3 separate regions of the Homo sapiens genome follow, and regions 1 and 2 are each linked to region 3. Evidence: chromatin contacts called from ENCODE Hi-C or POLR2A ChIA-PET data. All regions are on one chromosome and are shown on one strand. Each heading gives the region's core, a stretch centred on a gene start or an enhancer-like site at or near the end of the contact. The rest is flanking DNA. Distances are from core to core; before and after follow the strand shown. Region 1 overlaps ZNF710 (zinc finger protein 710). Region 2 overlaps ZNF710 (zinc finger protein 710). Region 3 holds the start of LINC01585 (long intergenic non-protein coding RNA 1585).

Evidence for each region. A loop is a pair of places that touch in the nucleus more often than their neighbours do. ChIA-PET counts read pairs that join two places held with the same protein, here RNA polymerase II (POLR2A). Pooled maps may share reads with other maps.
Region 1: a pooled map shows a loop between it and region 3 (4-fold over the local background). The contact joins the enhancer-like site here to the promoter of LINC01585 in region 3. A Hi-C loop is called at or near these places in 2 of 37 single-sample maps with no recorded cell type and 4 of 50 pooled maps.
Region 2: a loop to region 3 is called in a map with no recorded cell type, with 10 times the contacts of the local background. The contact joins the enhancer-like site here to the promoter of LINC01585 in region 3. A Hi-C loop is called at or near these places in 3 of 37 single-sample maps with no recorded cell type and 3 of 50 pooled maps. POLR2A ChIA-PET finds 5 or more read pairs at or near these places in 1 of 52 experiments (activated CD4-positive, alpha-beta T cell).

The regions. Positions count from the first base shown.
Region 1 is chr15:90,029,465-90,033,247 of GRCh38, forward strand. All of the region lies in intron 1 of ZNF710 (zinc finger protein 710), which reads left to right. Among named protein-coding and RNA genes, the nearest start is that of MIR3174, 25 kb to the left of the region's middle. Within about 2 kb of position 2,032, at least 13 of the 41 ENCODE cell types and tissues checked have a DNase peak (open chromatin) inside an H3K27ac peak, as active enhancers do.
Region 2 is chr15:90,056,984-90,061,087 of GRCh38, forward strand. All of the region lies in intron 1 of ZNF710 (zinc finger protein 710), which reads left to right. Among named protein-coding and RNA genes, the nearest start is that of ZNF710-AS1, 23 kb to the right of the region's middle. RefSeq lists enhancers at 1,920-2,631, 2,457-2,576, 2,697-2,756, 2,767-2,816. Within about 2 kb of position 2,693, at least 23 of the 41 ENCODE cell types and tissues checked have a DNase peak (open chromatin) inside an H3K27ac peak, as active enhancers do.
Region 3 is chr15:90,658,459-90,662,350 of GRCh38, forward strand. It overlaps LINC01585 (long intergenic non-protein coding RNA 1585), which reads left to right and starts at 1,776. Exons shown (of 3, transcript NR_120371.1): 1 at 1,776-2,366; 2 at 2,935-3,025. The region is part of intron 2 of CRTC3-AS1 (CRTC3 antisense RNA 1); the gene reads right to left. RefSeq lists enhancers at 1,932-2,460, 2,683-2,732, 2,873-2,922, 3,583-3,642.

The sequences.
Region 1 (3,783 bases), core at 782-3,281, 630 kb before region 3:
GACTTTCAAACTTGATAATAGACCAAGCATGGTGGCTCACACATGTAATCCTAGCACTTTGGGAAGCCAAGGTGGGAGGATCGCTTGCGGCCAGGAGATTGAGACCAGCCTGGGAAAGGTAGCAAGACCCAGTCTCTACAAAAAAATTTTTTGTTCTGTTTTGTTTTTGAGACAGAGTCTCAACTCTGTCGTCTAGGCTGGAGTGCAGTGGTTTGATCTTGGCTCACTACAACCTCCACCTCCGGGTTCCAGTGATTCTCCTGCCTCAGCCTCCCGAGTAGCTGGGATTACAGGCACATGCCACCATGCCCGGCTAATTTTTCTATTTTTAGTAGAGATGGGGTTTCACCATGTTGGCCAGGCTGGTCTCAAACTCCTGACCTTAGGTGATCCGCCCACCTCGGCCTCCCAAAGTGCTGGGATTACAGGCGTGACCCACCGTGCCTGGCCAAAAAACTTTTTAGTAATTAAAAAGATCAAGCTTGATAATCACAATCATATGAGCAGTTATTAAGTGCCAGCCTAAGTGCATTTACAGACATTCCTTATTTAATTTTCACAACAGCCATTAGCATTAGCTATCGGCCGGGCACAGTGGCTCACACCTGTAATCCCAACACTTTGGGAGGCTGAGGCGGATGGATCGCCTGAGGTCAGGAGTTCGAGACCAGCCTGGCCAACATGGTGAAACCCCGTCTCTACTAAAAATACAAAATTAGCCGGATGTGGTGGTGCATGCCTGTGATCCCAGCTATTTGGGAGGCTGAGGCAGGAAAATCACTGGAACCTGGGAGGCAGAGGTTGCAGTGAGCCAATATCACGCCATTGCATTCCGGCCTGGGCAACAAGAGCAAAACTCCATCTCAAAAAAAAAAAAAAAAAAAAAAAAGAAAGAATTAGCTATCAGCTCCATTTTATAGATGAGGAAACTGAGGCACAGAGGAAGGAGGGATGGGTTTCAAGGCCGGTCTTGGTTTTGCCAAGAACTTGACTTTCAGCAAATCGTAAGCCTTCTGGGCTTTCATTTCCTTGTCTCTGAACGAAACAGCTGGCAGGAGTTGAATGCTTATCATGTGCCAGGCCCTGGCCGAACACTCTGAACATGTGCGCACAGAGTGTGTGTTAACCAGTGGGGGAGGGGGCACCAAGCAGGCCCATCTGGGTGGGAATATGAAGCCACCTTCCCAACAGGGCAGTCACATATGCCCAGTAGGAAAGAGCTGTATCTGTGCTGCAGAGAGGGTCATTTCAAATTAAAAAAAAAAAAATTGGCTGGGCGCGGTGGCTCACGCCTGTAATCCCAGCTCTTTGGGAGGCCGAGGCAGGCAGATCATGAGGTCAGGAGATCAAGACCATCCTGGCTAACACGGTGAAACCCCGTCTCTACTTAAAAAAATACAAAAAATTAGCCGGGCATGGTGGCGCGCGCCTGTAGTCCCAGCTACTTGGGAGGCTGAGGCAGGAGAATGGCGTGAACCCGGGAGGCGGAGCTTGCAGTGAGCCGAGATCCCGCCACTGCACTCCAGCCTGGGCGACAGAGCGAGACTCCGTCTCAAAAAAAAAGAAAAAAAAAAAAATGCTTAATGGATTGTTTGGTAACAAATGGATACCAACAAATACAAAATGGCCATTTCTTTTTCTTTCTTTAAAGAAACATTTGAATTGGAGGCTTAGGCTCATCTCAAGAGGTTGTGGACCCGACAGTTGGTGGTGATGGGTTTTGTTCATAAATGAGAATAATAGTTGTGAGTTTAATCCAACACATTGATTGAAGTGAATGAAAAAGAACACATAAGCTGTGTGAATATAGTGACTAATCATAGACTCTCGGGATTGAAATGTACCCTGGGGGGATCCAGGATGCAGCATCACCCGGGAGCTTATTATTAATGGAAACGAAGTATCTCTCACAGCACCCTAGACCTGCTGAAGCAGAATCTGCATTTTAGCAAGATCCCCGGGTGATTCCTCAGCACATTTGAGAAGCAGCGCTCTCATTTGTCCTGTCTCCTTTGAGGAAATCGGAAGACTAGAGAGGTTAAGTGAGGACACACAGGAAGTTCTAAAAAACTGTAACTCTGGTCTCTCAACACCAGGTCTTTGCACAGCACTTGCCCCATGGGAGAAACCCGGTTGGTTTTGTTTTTGCTTGTTTTGCATTCCCAAGACCAATTCTTGTGAGCCACTGGTCATAGCCCATCTCTCTTGTTTTCATGCAGCAGGGGCATCTTCAGTGGCCACGTCATCTCTCACTCTCTGCTGGGGAGCTTGTTAAAATGCAGTTGCCTGGGTCCAGCCCCAAATCCACTGGATCTGGGTGGGTGGGAACCAAGTGCCTGCACCTTAAAATACCCTCAGGTATTCCTAGGTGCCAGTGTTGTTACGGCCAGCTTGGGCCAGCTATGAACTGTTACAGTGGCTTTTTATTCTGAAATTAAACCTGCAGATACTTGGGCTAGTATCGACTAAAGCCCATTTTCATCTGAAGGAAGCCATCCAGCTACTAACATTATATTGTGTACTGAGTATTGACTGTGAATTTCTGTTTTTTTGAGACGGAGTCTCGCTGTCGCCCAGGCTGGAGTGCAGTGGCGCGATCTCAGCTCACTGCAACCTCTGGCTCCCAGGTTCAAGCAATTCTCTTGCCCTCAGCCTCCCAAGTAGCTGGGATTAGAGGCGCCTGCCACCACGCCTAGCTAATTTTTGTATTTTTAGTAGAGACAGAGTTTTGCCATATTGGCCAGGCTGGTCTCGAGCTCCCAACCTCAGGTGATCCTCCCGCCTCGGTCTCCCAAAGTGCTGGGATTATAGGCGTGAGCCACTGTGTCCAGCCACTGTGAATTTCTCATTAACAGAACGTTCTCTTTCAACCTCAGCTCCATGGAACTCAGCAGATCACATGTGGTTGAATGTAAATTCCAGGACATTTAAATGTATTATTTTCTATTTTTAAGAGAGAGGAGAGGCAGATTGGATGAACTTGGAAAATTAAATGGCCCCCAAAAAGTAACAATTAAGAATGTGTGTTTGGGGCTGGGCACGGTGGCTCATGCCTGCAATCACAGCACTTTGGGAGGCCTAGGCAGGAGGATCACTTGAGGTCAGGAGTTCGAGACCAGCCTGGCCAACATGGCAAAACCCCATCTCCACTAAAAATACAAAAATTAGCTGGACATGGTGGTGGGCACCTGTAATCCCAGGTACTTGGGAGGCTGAGGCAGGAGAATTGCTTGAACCCAGGAGGCAGAGGTTGCAGTGAGCTGAGATTGTGCTACTGCACTCCAGCCTGGGCAAGAGTGAGATTCCATCTCAAAAAAAAAAAAAAAAAAAGAATGTGTGTTTGGCCTGTATAGTCTTAGCTACTCAGGAGGCTAAAGCAAGAGGATTCCTTGAGTCCAGGAGTTCAAGGCCAGCATGGACAACATAGCAAGAACTTGTTTCTAAAAAAAGAAAAAAAAAGTGTGTGTTTGAAATTTGAGGCTCTGTGGCTAGAATTTTCACTTAAGAGGAAATATATATCTGCATTTAAAATTCTTTAATTTATAAACATTCTTGTGTATTCTTAGGCCAGTGCCCCACAAAAGTATGGGCCATGCACCAGTGCTGTTCTGCACAATGTTAACCAAGCAAGAGGAGGAGCTAAACATAGAAAATGGGATTGGTGTTTAGAAACTTCTGTAGTTTGACATTGGCAGGATGACATCCAAATGGGCGATTGGTGGCTTCATCTCGAACAGCGTGTGGGCCAGGGTGAGCACTGTTGACCCCACGTGGCAGGACTCA
Region 2 (4,104 bases), core at 1,443-3,942, 600 kb before region 3:
ATCAGCATTCCCTTGGGCTCTCCTCAGACACCCACCCCGCCACCCCCACTTGCCCAAGCTCTCTGCCCCTTTGTGTTCTGGCCTCACTCTACCCCATGGCGCTCCTTTGTGTGTTCTTTGCACATCTGCTCCTGTGGCTGATGGACTGAGGCTTAATGCAGAGCCATGTTTCCAAGAGAGGAAACTTTGGCCCAAGTTCTTTCAGGGGATGGGGAGGGCCAGGCCATAGGTCTGGGCCCAGCTTCTGTATGAACTGCCCTAGATGGTGGGGGTATGCTATGCTTGGAGGCCCAGGGCTGGAAGTGGGGCAGCTGCCATTAGGCGAAGGTGAGGAAGAAGGCACCTGGGGTGGGGAGGGGCCTCCCACTTGATTCACCAGGCAAGGCCAGGTCACCGAGAGTATGCGTCAACTCTTGCTAATTAACTTCGAGGCCGGGCACGGTGGCTCACACCTATAATCCCAGCACTTCGGGAGGCCAAGCTGGGTGGATCACTTGAGCCCAGGAGTTTGAGACCAGCCTGGGTAACACGGTGAAACACCATGTCTACTAAAAAATCCAAAAATGAGCCAGGCGTGGTGGCGCGCTCCTGTAGTCCCAGCTACTCGGGTGGCTGAGGCACGAGAATCGCTTGAAGCCAGAAGGTGGAGGTTGCAGTGAGCTGAGATCATGCCACTGCACTCCAGCCTGGGTTACAGAGCAAGACTAAATAATAATAATAATAATAATAATAATAATAATAATTTGGAGAATCAGAATCACTTAAGAAGCCTCTAGAAAATCCCATGTCCAGGCCCTGAACCCAGAGATTCTGGTTTAACTGGTCTAGAGTGAGACCCCGGTATTGGCATTCTGATCAAACGATACCAGTTCTGGAACTCTGTGGACCCAGGGTCTCTGTCTTCACAAGAGTTTGTGTCTGAGAAGTCACATCAAAATAGTTCATGCCTCGACATGGGGGCTTCACCCCTCATATCCTTGGGTTTTAGGGTACTGTGACCTCTTAGAGGAGGGAGATCCTCACACAGGGGCCACCCTGTGGCAGTCAGACCCACCTCAGCCCTCAGCTTATAGAAGCAGAGGCGTGGCTCCCAGGTCAGGTGTAGGTGCACCCGGGCCTGGGGAATGGATCAAGAGAGCGAGGGTTGTCAGAGCAGGCCCTGTGGGAGGGGCTCTCTCACCTGGGAGGGCGTCAGGTGAGAAAGCACTCAGAGCTCCTGGGCCTGAGCTCCTGGGGACTCTGCCATTAGCAGGGGAAGGCAAGGAAGAAGGCACTTGGGGTGGGGAGGGCCCTCTGGCTTGATTCACCGGACAAGGTCAGGTCACTGAGAGTGTGCATCTGCTCTTGCTAACTAATTTGGAGAGGCCCTTCCCTATGCTGCCTGGACACCACCCCAAGGAGGAGGCAGGACTGTCCTGGGAGTGAGGTGCTCAGAGAAGAGCAAAGCCTTGGTAGAACTCTCAGGCAAGAGTTTCACTCTCCATCTCACTTACCGCATTCAGTCTTGGTCCCTTGGCGACTGTCAGTTTCCTTCTCTTCCCTTTTCTGTACGCTGGTGTCTTTCTCTAGAGACACTCCCGTGCTGGGCCCCCTCTGTTCCTCTGCAGTCACTGTCCTGTGGGTGGCCTGGCTGTCAGGGGAGATGATCCACAGTGTGATTATTGTATCAGTCAGGGTTCTAGAGTAAGAAATAGAACCAGTAGGAGACACTATATATTTATATATATATATATATACACACATATACACACACACGTACACAGAGAGGTCTCTTTTAAGGAATTGGCTCCTGTGATTGTGGGGGCTGGCAAGTCCAAAATCTGCAGGGCAGACCCGGGGGCTGGAAACTCAGCAAGATTCATAAGTTACAGTCTCAAGGCAGAATTCTTTCTCTGGGAAGCCTCAATGTTTGCCCTTAAGGCCTTCAACTGATTGATGCCCACCCACATTATGGAGGGTCATCTGCTTTTCTTAAAGTCAACCGATTGTAAATGTGAGTCACATCTACAGGATACCTTCATAGCAACATCTAGCTTAGCCAAGCACACAGCCGGGCACCATAGCTTAGCCAAGATGACGCATATGATTTACCACGACAGTGATGGTCTCAGGCTGAGAGAGGGTCCTCATCCTGTCCTCATGTACTTCAAGGGAAGCAGTGCTTGCACTAAATCCTCAAAGATGATGGGAAATTCACCCAGTTCGAGGGAAGGGCAGTCCTGGCAGGGGAATCAGCCTGTGCAGAGGCCCCAAGGTAGGAAACATCGGTGAGTTGGGGGCAGAGGGGCAGTGGAGCCTGCCTGGGAGCCATCTTGGGCAGCAAATGAAGGCATGGGCAGTGCATCCCGCCTACCAAAAGGCTGTGGGGGCTGCGGGGCCGGAGACCTGCATTCTAGCCCTTGCTCCCCCACCGTCTCACTGTGTGACCTTGGACCATTCCCTTCCCCTCCCTGGGCCTCAGTTTCCTCATCTGTTAACAGGGCCGGGTATGGTGCGCATCACGGGGGTTTGTGGGTTGGTGGCCCTGTGTCAGGGGCCCAGCCACTCTGACTCCCAGAGGTGGGGCTCAGTGAATCTGTCCACAGAGAAAGGGGAAGCAAGGCAGAGACAGGATCGCAGGAGGAAGAGACTCTCGAACTTCCCCTGCCCCTCCCCCGTGCCGGCGGCAGCTCCCTGGGCCTCTGGCTCCTGAGGCCTGTGGGCTGGGCAGAAGTGAGACTGTGGCAAGGGGCCCCGAGGCACAGGCCTTCCAGCTCTCGCTTCCTCTTCCCTTCTGCGCATGTGAGTAGAGTTTCCCTTGAAGCCTCCTGCGAGGAGGACAACAGGGGAAACCAAGAGGCTGGTTTCCTTAGGCGGTGAAATCCCGTGCATGTTTTTCACAGCGGGTGTACAGGCCTGGAACTTCCTCTTCTCCTCCCACCTGGTTACCTGTCCCGCCCACTCCAGCTTCAGCCTCTCCAGCCCCAGGGCCCTGGACTCCAAGGGGCAAAAGGCCCAGAGCCACATCCTGGAGGGCTTGAATGCCAGACCCAGGGTCAGGAGCCCCCTCCCCGCTCTTGCTCTGTTGGGTCCTGAACTGCCTCCACGGAAGCCAGTCCTCAGTCCCTGTCCCCACCCCACCCCACCCCCATACTGCAGCCCCCGCCTCCCAGAGATCCGGGTGCTTCATGTGGACTGAGCTTACGCAAGTCAACTCCCCAAGGGTGAGAACTTTAATTTGCCCCTTCTATCTACCCACAAGCAAGCACCTAATAGGTTTAGTAAATGTGCATTAAATCAGTGGCTCAAGCCTGGCACAGTGGCTTAGGCCTGTCATCCCAGCACTTTGGGAGGCCAAGGTGAGAAGATCGCTTGACCCCAGAAGTTCAAGACCAGCCTGGGCAACTTAGCAAGACTCCACCTCTACAAAAACAATGTAAAATTAGACAGGTGTGGTGGCACATGCCTTTAGTCCCACCTACTTGGGAGGCTGAGGCAGGAGGATTGCCTGAGCCCAGGAGTTTGAGGCTGCAGTGAGCTATGATGGCACCACTGCACTCCAGCCTGGACAATAGAGGAAGGCCCATCTCTTAAAAAAATAAAAAGTCAGGCCGGGCGCAGTAGCTCACGCCTGTAATCCCAGCACTCTGGGAGGACGAGGCAGGTGGATCACCTGAGGTCAGGAGTTCGAGACCAGCCTGGCCAACATGGTGAACACCTTGTCTCTATTAAAAATATAAAAAATTAGCCGAGCATGGTGGTGGGCGCCTGTAATCCCAGCTACTTTGGAGGCTGAGGCAGGAGAATTGCTTGAACCCAGGAGGCAGAGGTTGCAGTGATCCAGTATTGCTCCACCGCACTCCAGACTGAGCAACAGAGCAAGACACTGTCTCAAAAAATAAATAAATAAATAAAAAGTCAGAGGTTCAGCTGCAGGGCTGGAGACTGCAGTCTCTGAGCAACCTGGTGATTCAAGGCCAAGATGAGGAGCCAACAGGCAAGCCTGCCTTCCAGGATAAGTTCGAGGCACTGCTGAGGCTGTGTCAGGGAGTATGGGCTCACTGGACCTTCAGGAAATAGTCATCAAATTACATTGATCACGGGTGGTTGGTGATGTCCCAAGCC
Region 3 (3,892 bases), core at 526-3,025:
CACCTGGCTGGAGAGGCTGATGTGGGGCGAGGTTTGGCCATCAGTCCACAGAGGGGACTTCATGTACACAATTCATTAACATTTATTGAGCACCTATGATGTGCCAGGCACTGTTCTAGGTCCTGAGGATATGGTGATGAACAAGATCCCTGCTCTCATAGGTTACCCAGTGGGTGCCCTAAGCAGGCAATAAATAAATATGTGAGCAAGATGACAAGAGAATAGCAGAAGGCACTAAAGTTTTGGAGTAAAGCCATGAACTCTTTTTTTTTTTTTTTTTTTTTGAGACAGAGTCTTGCTCTGTCACCCAGGCTGGAGTGCAGTGGTGCGATCTCGGCTCACCACAACGTCTGCCTCCCGGATTCAAGCGATTCTCCTGCCTCAGCCTCCCGAGTGGCTGGGATTATAGGCACGTGCCACCACACCCAGCTAATTTTTCTATTTTTAGTAGAGATGGGGTTTCACCGTGTTGGTCAGGCTGGTCTCGAACTCCTGACCTCGTGATCCACCAGCCTCAGCCTGCCAAAGTGTTGGAATTACAGGCGTGAGCCACCGCGCCCGGCCCGAAAGCCATGAACTCTTTTCCCAATTATTTTCTTATTGAGAAGCATCTCTCAGCTTGCTGTTGGGTTCTGCTGTTAGTAAGCGTAAGGATGGAGGAAGGCTGGCTGATGACATTAAGCAGCTAAAGGCGTGGACTGTCGAGGCCAAATAGCATCAGCTCTCTTTGGCTTCCCCAGCCCATGGAACAGTCTTCCTATTTTGCGAATTTCCTACCTTATGAACTCACACCTGCTTATGATGGAAGCCAGAACCTTTCCCCATCTCTCTTGAAGATTGGGCACAGCATACAACTTAAGACACCACCCGTTGGCTGCTCCTGCATGAGGCTAAGTGACACTGAGAAGCAGATGACTGGAGTCCTTTCTGTCAGGATGACAGCAGATCCCAGAGGCAGCAGCAGAAAGAACCAGTGCAGGTAAATGGCCTTTGAGCCTGGTTCTCTGATTTCGCTAAGATTTTATGAGGCACCTCCTATCCTTTAATAGGTTCCTCTGTAGCTTAAAAGCAGCTAAAGAGCAGTCTGTTGCTTGTAATTAAGGACTCCTACCAGTACACGAAGGGAGAAAAGCAATAATCAAATAAATTACTTTCAGATAGAGATCAGTGCTAGGAGGAGGTCAGCACAAGGTGATGTAAGACAGAGTGACAGGTGGGGTGAGGGCTACACTTGATAAGGGGTCAGTGAAGCCTCTCTGAGGAGGTGACGTTAGGCTGAGACCCAAACAATGAGAAGGAACTAGCCATAGAAAGATCTGGGCGAGGAGACTTCTAGACACGGGGAGCAGAAAATGTAAAGGATGAGCTTCAGATGTTGATGGATGTAGGGAGGGTTGATGTGTTTGGAGTTTAGTGCAGGTGAATAAAGAGGAACATAATGAGATTGGAAAGTAGGTAGGAGTCAGTTCATGCCAGGCCTTGCAGATCATGGTAAGACATTTGGATTTTATTCTGAGGTTAGTGGGAAGCCATTAGAGAGTTTTAAACAGGACATAATATAGTACCTGGGGTAGCCAGCCTCCAAAACATCCTCCAGTGATCCTTGCATCCTTGTATTTACACTCTTGTGTAGCCCCTCTCACATTGACTAGGGCTGACCCAATAGGATGCTGCAATGTGACGGTATATAACTTTCAAGGATAGGTCATAAAAGACATTGTGACTCTGCCTTGGTCTCTCAAATGTCTCCCTCTGGGGAAGCCAGCCACCATGTTGTGAAGATACTCAAGCAGCCCTATGGAGAGGCCCACACACTGGGGAGGCACTGCGGCTTTCTGCCGACAGCCTTGTGAATGAGACACCTTGAAAGAGGATCCTCCAGCCCCAGCCAAGCTTTCAAATGGTTCCAACTCTGACATGCTGACAACTTCATGAGAGGCCCTGAGCCAGAACCACCCAAACTCCTGACCCATTAGTGTGTTATGTAACAAATGTTTGTTGTTTCATGCCACTAAGTTTTGGGGCAATTTGCTACCTCTAGCCATTGTTCCCAGCTGGTGTGTAGTCTGACTGGCAGGTGCCCATGCTTTATTAGTGGTTTGATATTTTGACTATCGGCCCTGAGTAGGAGGAATGACACAGAGAGGAGATAGAGTTGTGAGTGAGAGGAGGCCAAATCGTGGTGTCAGAGCGAGAAGCAGCACCCTGGGGAGGGCTGAGTCACTTGTGCTGTCTGGAGGAAGGCGGAGCAAAGATCTGCAGCCCAGCTGACTGTGGTCTCAGCTTTTCTAGCCTCCAGGCTTTCTCCCGGGTTCCTAAGTCTGTATGTGCTCACTGGAAATGCCCCATGACTTGGGGTGACATGGGTGAGTTTTCTTCCTCCTTCCTCCCAGAGCCACGCCAGACCTGATGCTGGAGGGCTGGGCTCTTGTCCTAGTTCCCCGTCCTGGGCTGGGCCCAGGGCACCGGCCAGTGGGAGAAACTGCCTTCTCCGCCTCCTACATGCACTGGTGGTCACACCTCGCCCCACATCAGCCTCTCCAGCCAGGTAGGGTGGGAACCACAGGAAACGAGCCCCCTTCTTCTCTTCCCACCAGGAGTGGCCGGGGGGTGTGGATTCAGGATCCTGAGCTCTGCTCTGCCTCCGTTGTTCTGGCCGTGCCTGAGAGTTGGTTTGGGTTGATTTCAAGGGCACTTTAATGAGATTTAGCAATAGGAGGTGGTAGAATTTCCACTCCCTCTAATAACTTCCCAAAAGCCAGACACATAGCATTTTTTTTCCTTTTTGTCATTACCCTTTTTGGCTTTAATTACAAAACATATGAAATAGAAAACATTCACAAACAATACAAAACTATAAAAAGTGAGTACCCCTTTCTCTTCCCACTCTCTGATTATTTAGATACCCTCCAGTTAAAACTCTCTCACAAACAGGTCTGAAAGGAGCATGCAAGCAGCCCCCCCACATTGCAGTTTTGCTTTCTGTGGTTTCAGTTACCTGCGGTCAACCACCATCTAAAAATAGGTGAGTGCAGTACAATAAGGCATTTTGAGAGAGACAGAGAGAGAGAGAGAGAGAGAGAAACCACATTCACATCAGTTTTATCACAGTATATTGTTAGAATTGTTCTATATTATTATCAGTTATTATTATTATTTTTGAGATGGAGTCTCACTCTGTCGCCCAGGCTGGAGTGCAGTGGTGCAATCTTGGCTCACTGCAACCTCCGCCTCTTGGGTTCAAGCAATTCTTCTGCCTCAGCCTCCCAAGTACTGGGATCACAGGCACCCACCACTGTGCCTGGCTAATTTTTGCATTTTTAGTAGAGACAGGATTTCACCATGTTGGCCAGGCTGGTCTCAAACTCCTGACCTCAGATGATCTGCCTGTCTCAGCCTCCCAAAGTGCTGGAATTACAGGCGTGAGCCACTGCGCCCAGCCTTAGTTATTATTGTTAATCTCCTGCTACACTAACTCCATGGCCTGAACAGTCCACCCCTTTGGCTGCTTAACATCGTCATCTGCCTTCTTCCATCCTTGCACTCACAAACAACAGAACCCAACAGCAAGTGGAGAGATGTTTTTCAAAAAGGAAATAGTTGTGAAAAGAGTTCATGGCTTTGCTCCAAAACTTCAGGGCTTTCTGGCATTCTCTTTTCATCTTGCTCATATATTTATTCATTGCCTGCCTAGGGCATCTGCTGGGTAAGCTATGAGAGTGGGGATCTTGTTCATCACCATATCCTCAGGACCTAGAACAGTGCCTGGCACATCATAGGTGCTCAACAAATGTTAAATTAATGAATTGTGCCATGAAGTTCCTTCCTATATTGAATAGAGCTGACCTGTGTAGCCAATAGGGTATTGCAAAAATGACAGTGCATTTCATGA